Linked DNA regions of Homo sapiens: region 1 is linked to region 2. A link is a loop called in an ENCODE intact Hi-C map of the cell type or tissue named here. Cell type or tissue: PC-3. All regions are shown on one strand. Links, peaks and the distances in the headings refer to the core of each region. The heading gives the core; the rest is flanking DNA.

Region 1 (11,257 bases), core at 2,209-10,208, 84 kb after region 2:
TTCTCTATTTTTTTGAATTCACTATTTTATTAATTTCTGCTCCGGTCTGTATTATTTCCTTTCTTCTGCTAGCTTTGAGTTTAGTTTGCCCTTCTTTTTTCAGTCTCTTAGGTGGAAGGTTAATTTATTGATTTGAGATCCTCTTTCCTTTTAAATATACATCTGTGTTTACATCTATACATTTCCCTCTAACCACTGCTTTAGCTGCATCTCATAAGTTTAGGTATGTGATGTTTATATTTTCATTCATCCCTAATTATTTTCTAATTTTCATTTTGATTTCTTCTTCCACCCATTGTTTTTTAGGAGTGTGTCGTTTACTTTCCACAGATTTGTGGGTTTCCTACATTTCTTTCTGTTATTTGTTTGTAGTTTCACTCCATTGTGGAAAGAAAAAACAGTGGACATTTTTTCTATCCTTTTAAATTTAATGAGGTTTATTTTATGGCCTAGCACATGGTCTATTCAGAATGTTGTGTGTGCACTTGAGAAAAATAAACATCCTACTTTGTTGGGTAGAGTGTTGTATGCAAGCCTAATAGGTCTAGTTGGTTTGTGGTGTTCAAATATCCTCTTTATTGTTTATGTTCTACCTACTTCTCTCCATTACTGGAAGTGTGGTATTCAGTCTCTATTATTGTTAAATTGTCTATTTATTGCTTCATATGTTTTGGTGCTCTGTTGTATAGATGATCATTATCGTTATATCTTCCCAGTGGGTTGACCCTTTTATCATTTGAAAATGTCCCTCTTTATCTCTAGTAGCATTTTTTATTTTAATATATGTTTTCTATGACATTAATATAGCCACTCCAGCTTTCTTGTGGTTATTTGCACGATTATGTTTTGCCATTGTTTTACTTACAATCAATTTTTGTCTTTGAATCTAAAGTATGTTTTCTATAGACAACACACGTTGGATCTTGTTTTTTAATTCAGCCTGACAAACTGCCTTTTATTTGGACTGTTTAATCCATTTGCATTTGATGCTATTACTAATATAGTTAGATTTACCTCTGCCATTTTACTTTTTGTTTTTTATAGCTTACATGTCCTTTTTGTTCCTATATTACTGCTTTACTGCTTCCTTTTGCATTAAATGAATATTTTCTACTGTAGAATTTTCTTTATTTTTTCACTATATTTTCTTGAGTTATTTCCTTAGTCATTTCTTTAGGGCTTATCATATGTTAACTTATCAGAAACTGAATTCCATTGAGATACAGAGACATTATTTCTATATAGTTCTATTTATTTCCCCATTTTTATGGTCTTATTATTATATATTAAATCTATAAATTCTACAAACCCAGCAATACATTGACATAATTATTATTTTATATATTTTATGTATTGGAAAGAAGCTGAGAGAAAAAGAGCAAACATATACTTATAGCTTTTGTTATATGAACCTTCTTATTTCTCATTTATGGCTCTCTTCATTTGTTTCTGTGGATTTCAGCTATCATCTGGAGTCACTTCCTTAACCCAATATGGCTTTTCTCCCACCCATCCCCTTTTGTGGTATTATTGGAAAAATAGATTACATTTCTATATACTACATGTATGACATACATTATTTACATATTGCTTTATACAATTGCTTTTTAAATCAGTTAAGAGAAGATAGGAAAAAATACATGTACACTCTCTTTCATAATTACATAATTACCTTTACCAGTGCTCTGTTTATCTTACTTATTTAGTCATTATTTGCATAGATGTGAATTACTATCTGGGATCATTTGTTTTCAGCCTGAAGAACTTTCTTTAATTTTTTTAAATTCTTTTTTTCTTTCTGCTCCTCAAATTGGGCAATCTCAGTTGACAAATCATGAAGTTCATGGGTTCTTTCTTCTGCCATTCAAATATACTAGTCAGCCCTCTATTGAACTTTACATTTCAGTTATTATAACTCTCAAATCCAGAATTTCAATTTGGTTCCTTTTTATGATTTCTATCTCTTTATTAGTAAACTCTATTTGATGTGGCATTTTCATATCTTCCTTTACTTCTTTAATCACAGTTTCCATTAGTCCTTTGAAGATATTTATAATTACAACTTTAAAGTCCTTGTCTGTTACATCACATGTCTTGTTGCTCTCATGGGCAGCTTCTGTTGCCTGCTTTTTTCTGGTATATGGATTATACTTTCCTGTTTCTTTGAATGTCTTACAATTTTGTGTTGGAAATCAGAAATTTTAGATAATATGTTGTGGCAACTCTGGGTATTGGTCCCCTCTAAGTACTTACTGTTTTCTGCCTGTTTGTTTAGTGACTGGTTAGATTATTTTAGTGAAGTGTAGTTCAACCCACTCTCCCTCTCTTGCAGTATAAAACCTTTGATGCTGCTCCTCATGAGGTGCAGACTTGGGAATGACCATAGTTACCCTGGGATGACATTGGTTTGGGCAGAGCTCTCTTTTTCTCTTTCCCTGATCACATCCAGCCATTAAATTCCACTAATTACTGGCTGATTGTTCTGTTGCTTCTAACATAGGGCATAAATTGCTCCATAGACTGATCCAATCTAGTCTGGGCTCTCTTGACAGGTTAGTTACCTAGGTCAATGTTTAAAATTTGCTCTCAGGCCGGGCGCGGTGGCTCATGCCTATAATCCCAGCACTTTTGGAGGCTGAGGCAGTTGGATCGTTTGAGCTCAGGAGTTTGAGAGCAGCCTGGGAAACATGGAGAAACCCCATCTCCACAAAAAAATACAAAAATTAGCTAGGCATGGTGGCATGCACCTGTAGTCCCAGCTGCTCAGGAGGCTGAGGAGGGAGGATTGTTTGGGCCCAGGAGGTTGAGGCTGCATTAAGCTGTGATCGCGCCACTGCACTCTAGCCTAGATGACCTTGTCTCAAAAATAAAACAAAAATAAAATTTGTTCTGTCCCCAGTAGGGCTCATCACACCTGTCCTTTTCCAAGCTCCTCTCCAGCAAAGCAGTCGGCTTACAGTTTTGTCTATATCTCTGATTAATTTAGCAATCTACTCTCAACTGTCTTTTAAAACAACTTCCACTGTTTTTGAGAATGCCATTAGGCTTGAATTTCTCCACTTCCTCTTGCAAATAAAGTCAGTTCCTTTGGAAGAGATTCACGGTTCTATCTTTTATGGCCTGCTTCTCCTCCGGGGAATAATCTCTATACCTTGGCTCTCAAGCTGGGAATGGAGATAATGGCACATTATTCTCTGAGTGACATCCCTGTCATAGGAGCTGAACACTTCTGAACATAGGTAGTAACATTAGTTCTTCTCAGCTTGCCTCTCTCCATGTGGATCACACATGGATTAGAATCTATGCAAAGATGATCAGGTCCCAGTATACTCAATGTTGCCACACCTAAGGTAGAGATTCCATCCTATATACTGGAGGCTAGGATGAAGAAGCAAGCCCCCACTTCTTGGTCACCTTGTCCAGAACTTAGCCTTAGCAACAGGTAGCTGCGGGCAGGTTAAAAAATGCTGAAGTCCTGAACTTCTCTTAAAGGTAGCCCTTGGAATGGAAACTGGAGGGAGAAGGAACCCTGTGTTCTTTGCTGTACCAGTCCTAAGTGGAGTTTCCATTTCACTAAGTTTGAAGGGGAGAAGAATAGGCTGGGTCTTAGTTCAAATACCATAGACTTTTGCTATTCCCACCAATTTTAATAGATTTTCTTAAACATTTATTCCCTTGCTATACGCCTTTAGGATCATTTCTAGAGATTTTAAGTGGTTGAGTTTGCAGAGCATCTCACACTGTTATACTGAAAGTAGAATTCTGGTTGTTTTTTGATTTACTAAGGCTTGCCAGTTTATTACGCAGCATTATTGGGGCAATAGATAACTGTTGCACACTACCTAATTGTGGAACCACTAGAACCCCAGGCTCCCAGTACTTCGTGGGGAATCCAGAGTATTTCCTCTATTGGCAATTGAAACCACCATATGGATTTAGTGCATGAAAACACTTCCATGATACATAATCCAGTGGTCTGAAAAACACTTCATTATGTAATTTCCAAAAGTGACAAATTAAGTCAAGTTGAAAGAATTTTACTTATAGATAGGTGCAAAGGAAGTTTAATTCTTTAGGCAGTAAGAAATGGCATCATTCTCAGCAAACTCGCAAGAACAAAAAACCAAACACCGCATGTTCTCACTCATAGGTGGGAGTTGAACAATGAGAACACATGGACACAGGAAGGGGAATATAACACACCGGGGCCTGTCGTGGGGTAGGGGGAGGAGGGATAGCATTAGGAGATATACCTAATGTAAATGATGAGTTAATGGGTGCAGCACACCAACATGGCACATGTATACATATGTAACAAACCTGCACATTGTGCACATGTACCCTAGAACTTAAAGTATAATAAAAAAAAAAGAAAAGAAAAGAAAATTTAAAAAAAGAAATGGTCAAGCATTTACTCTATTACAGAGAAAAAGTACTCTCACAATTCAGTGGCAAGCAAACACAAGACTGAAGATCTGTCTTCAGTTAGGAGGAGCCATCACTCCATTTGAAAACATTTCATGAAAGCTAAACTTGCAGAGTGAGATCTTCCCTCAGACATTTTGCCAGAATGAGAGAGAAAGTGGAGAGTGGTTATTATCACATCTAAAAACCTCCTTACTTTAATTCCAGAGTCAGAAAGATAGTCTATCTAGTATGCTTTATTCATAATACAAACTGTGAAAGAAAAAAATAAAAACTCAGAACCCAATTCACTATCCAAAAGGAAAAAAATTAAGCTGAAGGCTGAGTCATGCAAGAAACTGTCTTTCCTTTTGTTCAGAAGCAGATAGCTAGATATTAAAGATTTAATATCCCCACAGCGGCTACACTATGTTCACCTTATCTTATGTAAAGTGAGATGAATACATAATTAACCTTTCCCCTACCTGCTCCTTTTCTCTTGCAACATGTGGATTCAGTAATGTGACTATAACCTCCTTCTTTCCCCTCCCGCCCACTTTTCCCGTTTAAATATTGAAGCCCTCAAAATCATCTTTGGAGAAAGGCACAGACCACAGACTGTTTGTGTAATTTCATGTTTTTTCTTCTGGACATTTCCTTATCTTTGGCAAAATAAACTTCTAAATTGATGGAGACCTGTCTCACACACTCTTTGGTTACAAAACAAAATGTCAAAATCACTGTATGTATTTCACTGCAAAAATTTCACTTACAATTTGTGTTCATAATAGATTAAATTAAATATTAAGTTAAATAATATATTAAGTTAAAATCATTATGTTATAATACAGAATGTACTGCACAATCTCAGCTTTAAAATGTTTACCCTTCCTTCTTCTCCTGAACCTCCATTTTCACCTCACCTTCTCCCCTTTATAGCCAGTAAATGTACTCAAGATCCTTAAAGACCCAAATAAAACATTTTTTTCATCTTTGAAGCTTTTTCTCAGTTTTCTAGGTTATTTTGTTCTCATATTTGGGCTCCAATGGTACTCTCTAAAAGATAATACACCAAAATGGTATTAGTTATCACTTCTTCATGGAAGGTCATTTGTATTTTCCTCTTTCTACTTGTCTATATTTCATAATTGTTTATATAAAACATGAATTGCTTTTGTAATAGGGAAAGAAACAATAAAATTTCCATAGAAAATGAAAATTAAATCATGCTCAATTGAGATTCACAGAGGGGCTTTATTTGTAAGCATTATGATGTGTGACCAGGTTATGTGATCACATAAGTTGATCTGGGAAAAGACAGAGCCTGGAACTACTGCGGTTCATTTCTCAAAAGACAAGGTGGCTCTAAGCCGTTTCAATCACATGTTGAAAACTGAAATAATAACTTGTCTCCCCCTCACCACCTGTCTTTCCTCCCATATATCCTATCATTAGTTGTCATTTTTTCTCCAGTTGCCCAATCAGATCTCAAAGTCATCTAATAGCCTCTCTCACTCATTATGGGCACCAACTCTCAATTCTTTCTTAGAAATATTCCCCAAACCATCCTCATTGTCAGTGTGATAGTTCAGGACCTCATTTTCGTTTGCCCAGGTATTTGCCACGACCTCCTGCTGGTTTCTCTGGTCCATTCTCATCCTTTTCCAGGTTATTTTCTCACTATTACTGGGTTCTTTTTGGTTTTGATTTGAATTTTCAAAAATGTGATTGCACTAGTGAAATAAAGAGACTGACTCCATTTTTTAAATGTTTGATTTCTGATAGCTGTAAAGCCACACTCCGTTTTCTTCTTCTATCCTACAAGTGATCAAGCTAACAATAAAGTCTAGGTGTTCTCTCCTTTGGTGCCAGTGGAAAATTCAAACCGCCACCAACCCCTTCCTGTGCATGGGAACCACCCTGGCCTTACTCACTAACCACCATAAAACTTCAAGCCATTTTTACTGCTTGTGAGTCACCCTACTCTTCCTAGAAAGCCTTATTATGTGAGTAAGAAATCTTCATACCCTCTTCGTGTGTGTGTGTGTGTGTGTGTGTGTGTGTGTGTGTGTGTGTGTGTGATCATTGGTCCCCATACCGAAATCAAATTTGGGTGGTTGTTCATCCTGTATCTTTAAGGTGGACACAACAGTATTTCCCTAACATTCAGTCCCTTCTACCCCACAAAGTAGAGTACAGAATACATCTCATATGACTCTTCACCATTTCTCCCTATCCTACCTCCCTTGCATTATTCCTCATTTCCTCCTCCCCACACAAACCAATATTTAACCCCCTGACCATTCATTTCCAGAACATTCTATGCTCTGTCACAATTGCTGAGTGTATATCTCCTGTTTCCTTTACCTGGAACGCCTTTCATACTTCCACTTCCCTCTTCCCTTTCCTACCCCCAAGCCACCTTCTTTCTCCTTGATGTCTACAAAATGTTTTTTTTCCATCCCTAGTACTGAGTAGGATGGCTTCTCCTCCTAAAGTCTCCACTAATTTCTCTAGGCAGATATTTTCTCTTCTTTTCCTGGCCTATAACAATATTGAAATCATTGTTCTTGCATGCTTACAGGTCTCTCTCCCTCTGCAAGAATCTGAGCTTTTCGATGGTAGGGACCTTCCTTTTTTCATCTACTGTGCTTGATTTCTAGCACATTCTTATGAATATAATCAGTGCTAAATAATATTGGTTGAGTAAATAAATAATTTTTTCAAAGTAAAGTCAAATTCTTATTAAGAGTAAAGTGATGTTAGTAAACAAAAGATTGTGAGTTCTTTGAGATAGAGAAGGATTTTTCTCTTTTTTGAGGTGGAGTCTTGCTATGTTGCCCAGGTTGGAGTGCGGTGGTGCAATCTCTGCTCACTGCAAACTGCCTCCTGGGTTCAAGCGATTCTCCTGCCTTAGCCTCCCGAGTAGCTGGGACTACAGTTGTGCACCACCACACCTAGCTCTTTTTTTTTTTTTTTTTTGTATTTTTAGTAGAGACAGGGCCTCACCATGTTGGCAAGGCTGGTCGGTGATCTGCTCGCCTTGGCCTTCCAAAGTGCTGGGATTACAGGCGTGAGCCACCATGCCTGGCCAGGACTTTTCTTTATTTGTCTCTAGTGTTAGATGAAAATAAATTTTAAGAAATTGTTGCATGGCTAATAAAACAATTGTAAAATATTTAAAATCTAGCTACTAAAGGCTTTCACTTTTATGAGTGTCAAGGTGAGATGAGTTCATTATTATTCCCAGAATATACACACTTCATCGTCATGGAGTGAGATTCTTTCAGGACTCATGATGCTTCTCTGTTAAACTTGATCACCATAGAAGAAGCAATGTGGCCTCTGTGGCTTAATAATCATGAGAAAAATCAGCTAACAGAAGTGAAAATGACTCATGTGTCTCATTCTCCCCTCCCATGAAAACAAATTTGGAAAATTATGGGTCACAGTGTTTTCTTCTGTTTTCCCTAGTCTGCTTATGCAAGAGTTAAGAAAACCTTCTCACCATGTGATGGTAAATATTTACATCTTTTCTTGATAACAGTTGAAGTCTGTAGTCACTAACTTTATCTAAGAACATGCCATTTGCAACATTTTGTCAACTTAGATGACACCCTTAAAGATAAGCATATTCCAACAAGAAAAATTGTATCTTGGATCACATTTCATTCAGTTATTCAACAAATGTTAACTGAGCATCTATTATGCATCTCTATCACAGCACTGAATCCACTGTATCCTGCTTATCTATTTACAGGTTTCTCACCCCCTGCAAGTTTTTGAGCTTTGGAGGGCAGAGGCCACTCTACTTTTATATAGTACCCACTACTATGCACTGAGTTGGCACATTCATCCAGTGCTGACGAAGATTTAGTTTCATGACCTTATAAAATGTACCGATATCTAAAGCCTGGAAATCCTGAAAACAACAGGATTATATAAATATAAACTTATATATTGAGGTTCACATCCTAAGTATGTATAAGAAAGAGAACCAGCTTAAGAGTATTCTACTTCATATGAAAATATACGAGCAAATGTTTTCGTAGTCCGAAGTCTCAGTGAGATGTGCTAATAGGTTTATACAATTGCTAAGAAAAACACAAAAGGTCAAATTCCTGACTGCTTCCACAGCTTCTATACTCCACCCACTCTGTGACCATGGGAGGATTGGTGCCATGATAAATCCATGGACACCAACTTTCATCAGGTTCAAAAGCCTGCATGGCAATCATGGCAACCAATATACATGTTCCCTAGAGGATCCCTTTGCCCACTCCTAACTAGTATATATTTTTTAACCTCATCACTCTCTTCAAACCATGTTTTTCCTCATTTTCTATCTCATTATTGAAGGTGCTGTCAATGCTTTCAAATATTTCCTCAGTCCCTGCTGCTCCAGTACATGCTGACTTCACCCTACTGTAAACACCCATACCTCTCAACTAAAATCTTTTATCTCAGCTGGCCTGGGGAGGACTGGAAGTCGTGGAAAGCTAATGTCCCTGGGAGGAGCTCTCAGCCAATGACAGGTGGAAGATGGAGAAGAAATATTCCAGTTCCCTTGCTTCTAAAATGGAGTAATTCTGATGTATGTTCTGCTCTGTTTCCCAGCATTTCCCAGCAAGACTGAGCCACAGTTGGCCAAAGCGGAAACCTGCTACATAGTACACATTTTATTGGCTTACTTCTCCTACCTGTCTAACTTCCTAAATAAATCTAATGGTGATTTTTGGAAGTAACACCCAAATAAACTATGTTCACGCAAACCCTGTCTCAGTATTAACTTCTGAGGGTACAATGCTAAGACATTCTCTTTCAGCAAAAGCACTAACCTTCTATTACACAGAAAGAACAATGACCCCACCCCTATCCCAGGGATGATCTATAACCCTGGTGATCCAGTTACAAACTTAATTAAATCCACACACATACTTCCCTTCTGCCCTTCACCTTCAGTGGAAGAGTTGCCTATTCTTTTACTTAAGAATAACCCAACAATCTGTTATCTGGATTCATTAGTCTTGAAACTTTTTGTAACATTTTATTTTGAAGTGATTTCAGATTTATAGAAAATCTGCAAAATTGCAAATAGTTCTCATATTCAAACAGGACTCCCAAATGTTAACACTTTACCACATTTGCTTCATCATTCTGTTTCTCATTGTTTTATAAAATTATTGTTGTAGTAAAAATCACTTAACATAAATTTGCCATTTTAAAGTGCACAATTCTGTGGCCTTTAGTACATTTACAATATTGTACAACCATCACTACTACCTAAGTCTAGGACCTTTTCATCATCCCAAAAGGAAGCTCACTACCCAAACAATCATTTCCCATACCTACCTTCACCCAGCCCATGGCAACCATTAGTTTTGTTTCTCTCTATTTACCTACTGAGAATATTTCATATATATAAAGTCATATAATATGTGATTTTTCTTGACTGGCTTTATTCACTTACGATAATGTTTTCAAGGTTCATTCATGTTGCAGTACGTATCAGCACTCCATTCCTTTTTATGACAGAATATATTTCATTGTATGGATGGTAACACATTTTGTTATCCATTCATTAGCTGATAGACATTTATTTAGCAAATTTTCAGTCTACAATACAGTATTATTAACTATAGTTGCCATACTGTACATTATATCTCTAGACTTATAAATCCTATATAACTGCAACTTTGTACCATTTGGCCAACATCTCCCTGTTTCTCCTACCCACCAACCCCTGGTAGCTACCATTTTACTCTGTTTCTATGTATTTGACTTGTTTAGATTCTACATATAAGTGAAATTATTCAGTATTCTTCTTGCTGTTTTTGGCTTATTTCACTTAGCATGGTGTCCTTATTTTTAAGTCTTTAAACAAGCACAATTGGGTGGATCACCTGAGTTCAGGAGTTCAAGAGCAGCCTGGCCAACTTGGTGAAACCTTATCTCTACTACAAATATTTTTTAAAAAAAAATAGCCAGCCATGGTGGTGGGTGCCTGTAATCCCAGCTACTCGGGAGGCTGAGGCAGGAGAATCACTTGAACCCGGGAGGCAGAGGTTGCAGTGAGCCGAGATCGCACCACTTGCACTCCAGCCTGGGCGACTGGGGGAGACTCTGTCTCAAGAAAAAAAAAAAGTGTTTTATATTGCTCCTCTGGTACTAGCAAGCTGCACCAGGTATGTGGGTTGCTGTTTTTATGATACTCACCACTGAGCTGGTGGGAGTGGGGAATGGGAAGTGAGGAGTTAAATCATCAGAGTTCTCTTAACAAACTTCAGCAGCTTCTTTCATTAAACATTCCCCTAGTCATTGTAAGTTTGGGATTATATTCTAGAGTTCTGAAAAAGTTGATTCTGACCACTTTTGCTTAATTTTTCTTTTAGTGGAAGAACAGGGTTTTGGAGTGCGCTACTCCAATAATTTGGTGACCTTTTCTGATGATGCATTTGAGGACTACGCTCTGATTTTTTTTCTTACCCAAATTCCTACCTAAGGGGTCGAGGGAGTCATGCCCTACAAACCATAAATTCTCATCAGATGAGCTTTATTTGACCCTATGTATTGTGACTTACTTTTCAATCTGACTCTGGCATAACATTATGAGACAATGAAAAAAATATTTAACCCCAAAATATATTTCCTTGCCAGACCTTGAAATTCCCCTGCAAAGTCTATTGTGAGAAAAACCCACATTCTATAGAGAAGCCCCTTCCCCCTTTGTTTTCCTTCCTTTCTTTCTCGATCCAGGAGATAATCAACTAAGAGCAAGGCAACCTTTTAAGTGCAATAGGAAACAATTTACAACATGCTGTCTCTGAAGTCTGCTATCTGAGAGATTCCTCTG
Region 2 (11,257 bases), core at 2,137-10,136:
CAATCTTGAGTTAATTTTTGTATATAGTGAAAAATAGGGGTCTAGTTTCATTCTTCTGCATGTGGCTAGCCAGTTATTCCAGCACCATTTATTAAATAGGGAGTCCTTTATTCATTGATCATATAAATAAAGTTTTATTGAAAGATATCCATGCTCAATTGTTTATGTGTTGTCTTTGGCTGCTTTTGTGCTACAACTACAAAGCTAAGTGGTTGCAGCGGTAGACCACATAGCTCTCAAAGCCTAAAATATTTGCTCTCTGGTGTTTTATTACAAAAAAGAAGAGTTTTTAACTTTTGCAGGAGGCAAAGAGTACACAAAAAGAAATAAGAACAAGGGGGAATACTATAGTTCAGTGACTAAAAATTGCTAAATAGTGGCATGCCAAGGCCTTAGATCTTTTTTTTTTTTTTGATATGTTCTTTGGATGTGAGATGGAGTAGATAGCATACTGACAGCAGTTTCATGTGTGACAGAAGAAAGTGGACACATCCAGTCTACATTCTCCAGGAAATGGGCCTCCATATCACTTTTACCATGCATGCTTAGAGCTGCCAACACCTAACACAAATAAGATCTTCCCAGAATTGTTAGTCATTACCTCTTGCTACCCTTGGAGAATAATAACTATAAGTCTTGTATTTGTTCAACTCAGATAATGCACTTGAGTCATTTGTCATTTCAGAGAAAATACCAGAACAGATTGTTGAGATTATGCCTTTGTCACCCTCTCAGGTGTCACGTCTTGTCAGGAGGCAGACAGAAGGCTTGGTAGAACAGGAAACTAATACTTAGTGAGTGCATGTCAGTCACCAAGTAATAGGCTAGTCACTTTATATACGGTATCTCTAATTCTCACTATAAGCAATGAAGTATCTATTACCATTACCAATTTACAGACAAGGAAACTAAAGCTCACATAGGTTAAACAATTTGCCCAAAGTTATAAAGGTATTATGTCAGAGACAGGATTTGTATTGAAATCCCACATGCTTTATACTTGGAAAAATTGTCTGAAGAGAACTCATACTTGTCAACTATAACAGGGCTTTGAGGAAGGGTGAAAACCTGTAGAGTCCAAGGAATAACAAACATAGCATTGCATATGATTGGCTGTGATTGTGGGGTGTGTGTGTGCGTGTGCATGTTTGTGTGTTGAGGGTGGAGTGGTAAGAATACAGAAGGGGTAAAAGACAAAAGAAAATAAAAATCCCACCCACTATAAAATTTATATCCCTCTCTGTCATGTCAATCTAGTATTTGAAAAACACAAGACTTGACATAGACTTTATGCACTGTAAGTCATACTCTGAAGAATGGGCCTGATTAAAATCACAGTGGGCTATACTTATTTGTGAATAATGATTACTGACAGTTCAGGGTTTGTTTTGTCCTGGTTTTCTTTAACACTAAACCTCTGGGACTTTTCAAGCCTTCACTTGGAAGCTTATATGAATGTAAAGTCAAATTAAATTATCTATAGTTTTACAGGGGAAAATAGGTAATCTTATCTTAAAAAAGAATAATGACCAAAAGATTCATTTTGCTCCTTTATTTTCTATTAACTGCTGGAGACATCTGCAACAAGATATGCTTATTAGATACTCTGAGATAAGATATTAGTTCCTTTCTATTATTCATAAGGAAACTAATTCAATTTTTTTATACATTTATTAATTACACAGCATTTTTTTTTGAGACAGAATCTCACTCTGTCACCCAGGCTGGAGTGCAGTGGCATGCTCTCAGCTCATTGCAACCTCCACCTTCTAGGTTCAAGCGATTCTCCCGCCTCAGCCTCCCGAGTAGCTGGGACTACAGGCATGCCCCATCACACCCGGCTAATTTTTGTATTTTTAATAGAGATGGGTTTTCACCATGTTGGCCAGGCTGATCTCAAACTCCTGACCTCAAGTGATCCGCCCACCTCTGCCTCCCAAAGTGTTGGGATTACAGGTGTGAGCCACCACGCCCGGCCTACACAGCAAATATTTATTGCATTTCTACTATGTGTCATGCCCCGGGCTAAGGCTAAGAATACAGAGGTGAAGAAGACAAACAAGGACCTTGGCCATATGAAGATGCTGGTGTACATTTATTCCTTTCTTCCTTTCCAAGCAGGAAAAGTGAAAAGAAACCCCTAGACACATTATGGTGAAACTATAGAGCACTACAGACAAAGGGAACATCTTAAAAGTAGCCAGGAAGGCAAAAGGAAACCTACAAAAGAACCACAATTAGCATGACAGTTGATTTTTAATAGCAATGATGAAATCCAGAAACCAATGACACATCTTCAAAGTGCTGGGAGAAAATACTATCAATCTAGAATTGCATATCCACAGAAATCACTGTTCACGAATGAGGATGAAATAAAGAAATTTTCAACATAATGAAAACAGATAATTTATCACCAAATAGATTCTCACTAAAGGAACTTTTAAAGACTATACTTCAGGAGAGGTAAAATAGGTCTGAGGTATAAAAAGAAATGGTGAACAATGAAATTGATAAAATATATAAAAATCTAAACAAACATTGATTTATAAAGAAAAATGAGATGACATAAATTGTTGGATTATACAATAAGAAATGTCTAAAACAAAGGACAAAAATTATGTATCAGCCAGGAAAATAATATTTAGAGTTCAAGAATACCAAGTTTCTTTTAGCTATTGATTTGCAAAGTTAAATATAAATGTTATAATTTCCAGGGTAACCACTGAAAATGAAAAAAGCATATAATACGAATACCAGTAGAAAGGATAACATGGGATGAGAAAAATACACTTTAATGAATCTACAGATAAAATAAATAAATGCAAATATTTCAGGAATCACAATGATAATAGAAATAAATGTAAATATTGCAGTAATCAGTGAGTACAGACTAAACTCTATAATTTAAGAAACAATATTATGAGATTAAATGTTAAAAATTACATATAGTATATATATCAGGTATATGTATATACAGCACATATGTAATGTATGTAGCATATAAGTATAACAAGTATTAAAATACATATAACATATACTATATTTTAAAATAATACATATGCCACATAAAAGAGACTCACCTTAAACATATGGACACAGAAAGGTTTAAAGTCAAATGTTGGAAAAACATGTATGCAGCTATTAACCAAAAGAAATTTGATGTAATTGTATTAATAACAGAAAAAATAGCCTTCAAAGCAAAAACATATTTAGAGATGAAGGGAAGCATAAAGAGTACCTCCAAATTAATAAGGAAAAGACCAGCACCTAAAATAAAATTGTGCAATACACATAAATACTCATATCACAGAAAAAGAACCACAAAAAGCTAATAAATATATGAAAAGCTGCTCAACCTCATACTTAAGCAGTAAAATGCAAATTGAAACTATAGGGAGATATTCCTTTATATCTATCGGTTTGGAAAAAATAAAAAATGTTCATGAAGCCAAGTGTTGGTAAGATCATGAAGTAAAGGAAACACTTATACAATGCTAGTGGGGTTTTGATTGTTACAACCACTATAAAAAAGAATTTAACATTATCTTGTCAAGCTGAAAATGCTCATACCGTTTGGTGTGCAATTTCATTCCCAGATGCACAATCTGCCGTAGTCTTCTCAAGCATTTTTGGCAGAGGTCACAATAAGAAATACATTTTATGTCACAACTCAGAAAATAAATACACACATGTATAAGTATACACATACACACACACACACACACACATATATATATGTATATCTATACTGACACTTTTTACTCCACTTTTTTTTAATGTTAGTTACTACCCACCAATGGGTCATGATCCACAGATTAAAAATCCCACCACTTGTTTTTAATGCTAGTTACTACCTACCAATAGGTCATGATCCACAGATTTAAGAATCCCACCATTGAGTGTACACACTCATACATGTTTGTCAGGCCATATGTATAAGAATGTCATGGCAGCATTTTTTGGTAAAATTATAAACTGAAACAATCTAAATGTCTGTTGACCAGAAAATAGATGCATTAAGGGAATGTAACAACAGTGTAGATGAATGTAATGTTATTCACACGAACATGGATGTATTTCACAAACATGTTGTTGAGATAAAAACATCACAAAAGAATACAGGTAGTATGATTTCCATTTCCATAATATTCAAAAATACAAAACTAGAAAACATGTTACTTAGAGACACATCCAAATGCAGTAAAACCATAAAGTAAAGCAAGGGAATGAAAAATACAAAACAAGATGTTCTAATTCTTAGACTGGGTAATGAATACACAGGGGCTATTTTTATTATTGTTTAAACTATATGTATTATAGAGTACCTTGGATATGTACTATATTTTTAGATTTAAAAATCTTTCTAGTTTATATAGCTATTAAGGTACCATACTCATAGTGAACACCTCATTCTATACAAGCGTGGAGGCACTTGTATATAATTGATAGTTGATGCAAAATAGCATGTCAAGGGACTAAAAATAGCTTCTTGCCATTCAAGAAATCTTTGGGTAAATGTAGGACTACTCCAATATGAATCTTTCCCTTGTAGCTGCACTATGAAAATTTGCTAAATTAGAAGTGATTTTGAAATGACCTATGTGGCAATTACCAATACTCACTCATCAGGCCAAAGATGACCAGATGCTCGTCCCACCTATGGACAAACATGTTGAGATTTTTGCCCATAATAATGAAAAAAAAAACTCCACATACCATGAGGAATCATGGAGAGTCTCAGTAAGAGGGCACTTGAAAGGATTTACTATAGGATTTGGGTTTATGTTAGTAATTTTCGGGAGAGTTAGATGGAGCAGGGATTTTCTCTGGATTAAGCGATGTCAGAGAATGGGGACAATTCTAACATTGGTATCTTGATAAATTTTATTTAGAAGGATGGCAGACTAATGCTAGGCTAAAGCTCTAATTGGTAAGAAAGTAGGAGGTTATTCACATTAGTCAAGAAATGGGGATGTTCGGTAATTTGCGGTTTCAACAGTCACCTTGTTTTCATCTATGCTTAGATAAGATTACAAAGTGTTCTTGTTTTGTTTACTTTATTATTGTTGTAGAATGATCTTGTGGGATTCTGGTACCCTGAGACTGCTTGATGTCCAACAGGATAACAGTATGGCCTACCTGTAAGTGCAAGACCAGCTCTTAACATCAAGGGACTAGGTTTGTCAGTGTGAGCCCAGTTTCCAGATGTCAGGGGCTGTATTTCTCTTTCTTATAACAAAGGTGTATACATCGTCTTCTGCACTCTGTGTATGTTCCATCCATCAGTATTATCTTTTTTGAAATCTATTTTACTGATAAACACTCAGTATTTTTCATCTATTTCAGTTATATTTTATCCATTGCAGTAATCATTACCAATCAATCAAAAATAAAAATATCATCAGGATCTTCCTAATTTAAAAAGACAAAGATTCTCACAAGGACATATAGCACGGTAATATGTTGCAACATAGCATGAATATAAGATCTGCCCATCAATGCCATATTAGAAGTATTTCATGTTTTGGCGGGACACAGTGGCTCACACCTATAATACCAGCACTTTGGAAGACTGAGGTGGGTGGATCACTTGAGGTCAGGAATTTGAGACCAGCCTGGCCAACTCAGTGAAACCCCATCTCTACTAAAAATACAACAAAATTAGCCGGGTGTGGTGGCACATGCCTGTAGTCCCAGCCACTTGGGAAACTGAGGCAGGAGAATCACTTGAACCTGGGAGGCAGAGGCTGTAGTGAGTCGAGATTGCGCCACTGCACTCCGGCTTGGGTGACAGAGCAAGACTCCATCTCAAAAAAAAAAGAAAAAAAGAAAAAATATTTCATGTTTTGTTCCAACTCATGTTGCTTTTATCTTTGGGGCCTTCTGAATTCAATTGGGTACTAATTAGAAAAAATGATCATTATGACTGTCTTTGTGTTGGACTGCAACTGCCTCAGCTAACATAACAATGTGGAATTTTGTAGGTATTATTAAGATAGAAAAATGAATTAACTGGCTGTGTCAAGGTCCCTTTTATCATGTTTTTTATAGAGTTTAAAAACTAGGCTTACAATAGCCAACTTGTTGGAATCAGAAGGGATTGGAGAAAATGTCAGGGCCTGCTCAGCCCATTATAACAGGTAACCTTCCTCTGTCAGTCCTTGCTGTAATCGTTTCAGTGCTAAAGCAATAAAAGCTCTTTACTTTTACCCAATCCAAAGTAAATGACAATAAAGGTCATTTACTTCCAACTGATTAGAGAGTGAGTCACCTTCTGACTCATCTCATCTCTTAGAGGTCAGGGTGGGAATTTCAATTTTATGGTCTATTAAATATAGAGACAGCTCAGTGGGGCTGCAATATTCTCTCACAATAAACAAAGAGTGTTTGCTGCCAATAAAATATTATTTATGCTTCCGTTTTGAAAACCACTCCATGAATAGCAAACAAGATACTTCCAATACTGAGATATAGTTTAAGTCTCTAATATCACACAGACTAACAGTTGCAATGTTGGAGAAGTAATGTACTCTGATTTTCAGCTTTAAAAATGAGAAGTAATTTTGATATATCAAATTAAATACTCATCATGTAAATTTCTAGCTGTCACAGAAGGATATAACTAAAAGACAAGTTGTTGTCATAGAAGGGTTAGAATCACACATTGAAAGAGCTGTTTCTTCCTTAAGACATTTTAACGCATCAAGACAGAAATTTATGAATAAAATAATAAACTCATCTTCCTCCTTATACTGTGTAACCATTGAAGATAGACCATTTTTTATTCAACTTTGTATCCTTAGTCCCTAGTATACTTAACAGGTTATCAATAAATGTGTGGGAAAGATAGATGGATGGGTTAATGAATGGATTAATTATATAGGTGGATATTTGGGTCTATTAAATTATTGTTACACCAATAAAATTAGTGCAATTGATTCAGAAGTTCTGTATCAATGCATTAACATGTCCCAAGGAAGACACGGAAGTTTTGATTTGTTATTATTTATTCTTATACCCTCTGACAACAACTTATGTTACATCTTTACGTGACAGTTAGGAATTTACTTTGTTCAGAGGGCAAATGCATTTGGCATGGCTCATTTCTTTTTAATCCCATGCTCCTGACAGAAGAAAACCACAATTGTTCTACATTTGTTCCACTTGCTTAAGCCTGATATACTTTAAGTAGAGGCCAACCATTTATTCATCCATTCAATTGTTCATTTGTTTGTTTATCCATTCATCTATCTGTTCATTTAACAAGTATTCATTGAGTACCTACTATAGACATTATTTTAGGCACTAGAACTACATCAGTGAACAGTACAGATAAAAACTCCTGCCCTTACATTCTAGTGGAGAAAGAAAAATAATAAGATAAATAAGTAAAATATAGAGCATGTAAGTATTAAGGGAAAAACCACAGGAAAGGGTTATATTAATTTGGGTAGGCTAGCTTCTAAAACAATCTCCGAATTCCACTGACTTATATTAAAAGTTAATTTCTCATTAAAATAACCTAAAGTTAATCTGATAAAATGTAGGAGAGCGGTATGAGTGACTTAGGCCTCTAGTTATCATCCGTACTAACTAGCAGATTAGTTGATGGCAAAATGTGTGAATACACAATCTCCTTGGATCTTGTATTGAAAAGTATACCTCAGTAATTACCTTGTAATGATATTTAGATAGATATATTTAGATAGTGATATTTAGAAGTTAAAGATAAAATTCTTCTCCCGGTACAGAAGCTTAAGATGACTTATAATTGATTGAAGAGTTTTTGAGTCACAGTCCCTGGTTACTGTTGTCTAAGTGAGTGAGGGCCTTGGGTGTAAAGAAGAGGGTGAACAAACATGGAATATAAATGACAAAAATAAATACTAACGATCAAATAGTATTTTATAAATTTAGAGAAATAGTTATTGAGAAATTCCCCCATAAATCCTCAGACTCCATAGTTGAGGACTAGCAAATCAGTCATTAGTTAAAATTCAATTTTCTTCTTCATTGCTCTAAAATGGAAAATCTCATCTTGGCAGAATCTGGTGGGAAAAGAGCTGTGTGAAAAAACAAGCAAACAAACAAACAAACAAAAAACCCCAAAACTTTTAAACTCATCCCAACTCTACTAACACACATCTAACTCTTAGCGTTCTTGTTTACACTATCCATAAAATATAAAACCAATTGCCTCTCTTATCTAATAGGCATGTTATGAGTCTCTGAAGGAGTATTCCCTATGAGTTTATGTGATCCAGAAACAGATCAGCCCTCATGGGGACCAAGGTCCCAATTTTGAAATTAGTTCAATCCTTGACTTGATTAAGGTAATCTTAAATATGCAAGAGCCTTATCCTAATTCCCTTTCAGAAGAAAAATGTACATTCTCAATAGAGGCATATTATACAGAGTCTCATTAAGTCCTACCATTTCTTCATATATTTTGGCCATCAATAAAAAACCACTAGGTTTACGGGAAGAAAGACATGACCAAAACCACAAGAAACAATAAACAATAGAAGTAGTCCCGTAGGGGACTCAGATAACAGATCTATAATTTATACATTTTAACATAATTCCAAATAATTACTTCAAGAAATTACAAGAAAAAAATGAGTAGGTCAGCAGACGGTTAGAAAACATAACAGAGGCAAAATGAAAATTCTAAACCTGAAAAACACAGTAACTGAAGTTAAGAATTAAATGGATGTGTTTAATAGCAAATTAGACACAAAGGCAGGATTCATGAACTGAAATATAGGTCAGACAAAATATACAAACTGAGTTTAGAGATGTAAATGGATAACAAATACAGAAGGGAGCATAAAGATATCTAAAAGATGCTGAATATTACTAAGATGCATATCTTGACTACCTGGCATAGAGGAGACAGATAATGGGGGAAAAGAAATATCTAAAGAGATATTCCCTGAGAAGTTTTCAAATATGACAAAAGATATTAATGTACAGGTTCAAGATGTTCTAGGAACATCAAAATAGATAAATACAAAGAAAATCAGACATAGGTTTGTTATAGTAACTGTTGAAAACACGACAAAAAGGGGAAAATATTAAAAACGTTTTAAAAATATTACCTTCAAAGGAACAATAATATACTGATAGCTGATTTCCTAATAAAAACACTGGAAATCAGAAGCCAATAGGATCTTCAAATTACTGAAAGTTAATAACATCCAACCTAGGATTCAATAAGCAGTGCAAACACATTTGAAAATTAAGAGTGAAATAAAGCCATGCTAAGAAAAAAATTGAGAGTATTCACCACCAGCAAAGCCACACTAAAGGAAATACTAAAGGGTACCCTTTAGGAAGAAGAAAAATTATTCTGATGGAAGCATAGAGATATAGCAAAGAATAAAGAGCAGTGGAAAGGGTAACTCTGTAGTAAATCTAAATATATAAAGCAAATATAATCAAAACTAAAAGGATAAATAAGAAATCCACAATTATTATTGAGAGAGTTTAGCATACCTTTCTCGATATCTGATTGGATATGCAGATTAAAAATCACTAAGTATATGGAAGACTTGGACAATGCAATTAACAAACATCATTGAATAGAGTTATCTAGGATACTCAAATCAGCCACTGCATAATTCCCACATTAAAATATAAAAATCAGTTTCTAATTCACAGTATGCACACAAAATAAGTTTCAGGTGGATTATAAGTTTAAAGATAAAAGGTAAGACAATAACAATTATAAAACATCACATAGGAGAATATTTTCATGATTTTGGTGTTAGGGAAAGTTTTCTTCAACAGGATTCAGAAAAAAATCCCTCTAGTAATCCAGGAAAAAATTAACAAATGGAACTACTAAAAAGTAGAGATTTCTGTTCATAAAATGATACCATTAAGACAATGGAAAGCCAAGTCAGGAGGTGAGAGAGGATATCTGCAATATAGGTAACCAACATAGCTTGTACGTAGAATATATAAAGAGCTCCTTCAAATCAGTAAAAGATTATGTTGAAATCCATATATTGTTTATTTCATCACTGTTCATCCTCCCAGATCTGGAGAAGGAAGTTTGCTGATGACAGAAAGGACTAAGAAAAATTTATTTATGTGAGATAAAGAATTGAGAATAATTGCTTAAGTAAATCAAAATAACGTATCCAAAGTAAGTAATAAAAGAACTTAAAAGATTCGTTTCTTTAAAACTGTTTATCTAAAGCAATATACAGATTCAATGCATTCTCTGTTAAGATACCAATTACATTTTTCACAGAACTGCAAAAAACAATCTTAAAATTTACATGGAACCACAAAAGACCCAGAATAGCCAAAGCTGTCCTGAGCAAAAACAAAACTAGAGGAATCACGTTACCTGATTTCAAATTATACCACAGAACTATAATTTCTATGTTTTTATGCTGTATAGCATACACAAATCAGCATGGTACTAGTATAAAAACAGATTCAAAGACCGATGGAACCGAATAAAAAATGAAGAAACATATACATACATCTACAGTGAGCTCATTTTCCACAAAGGTGCCAGAATCATACATTGGGGAAAGGAGAGTCTCTTCAACAAGTGGTGCTGGGAAAACTGGATATCCACATGCATAGAATGAAACTAGACCCATATCTCTCACCACATACAAAAATCAAATCAGAGTGGATTAAATACTTAAATCTAAGACCTCAAACTATGAAACTACTATAAGAAAACTTCGCAGAAAAATCTCTAGGACATTGGTCTGGGCAAGCACTTTTTGAGAAATACCCCACAAGCACAGGCAATCAAAGCAAACATGAACAAATAGGATCATATCAAGTTAAAAAGCTTCTGCACAGCAAAGGATACAGTCAACAAAGTGAAGAGACAACTTGCAGAATGGGAGAAAATATTTGCAAAGTACCCATCTGACAAGGGATTAATAATCAGAATATATAAGGAGCTTGAACAACTCTACAAAAAATCTAATAATCTGATTAGGAAGAAATCTAATCATCTGATTAAAATGGGCAAATGAACTGAACAGACATTTCTCAAAAGAAGACATACAAATGGCAAACACGCATATGAAAAGGTGTTCAACAACATTGATCATCAGATAAATGCATGACAAAACTACAATGAGCTATTATCTCACTCCAGTTAGAATGGCTTTTATCCAAAAGACAGGCAATAACAAATGCTGGTGAGAATGTGGAGGAAAAGGAACTCTCACACACTGTTGGTGAAAATGTAAATTAGTACAACTAGGAGAACGGTTTG

Evidence for each region. A loop is a pair of places that touch in the nucleus more often than their neighbours do. Peaks named below come from ENCODE experiments on the same cell type or tissue, not always from the same donor. Only the 100,000 strongest peaks of a DNase experiment are listed, where the experiment ranks them.
Region 1: a loop joins it to region 2, with 12 times the contacts of the local background. A loop is called at or near these places in 2 of 110 quality-filtered maps.

What each region holds. Positions count from the first base shown.
Region 1 is chrX:37,972,929-37,984,185 of GRCh38, reverse strand. It overlaps a transcript of SYTL5 not described here. Among named protein-coding and RNA genes, the nearest start is that of H2AP, 12 kb to the left of the region's middle. In PC-3, for the core only: no CTCF peak of the experiment used is centred there; a DNase peak (open chromatin) is centred at 6,355; H3K27ac peaks cover 486 bases.
Region 2 is chrX:38,056,539-38,067,795 of GRCh38, reverse strand. All of the region lies in intron 3 of SYTL5 (synaptotagmin like 5), which reads right to left. Among named protein-coding and RNA genes, the nearest start is that of MIR548AJ2, 38 kb to the right of the region's middle. In PC-3, for the core only: no CTCF peak of the experiment used is centred there; DNase peaks (open chromatin) are centred at 6,215 and 7,115; H3K27ac peaks cover 1,254 bases.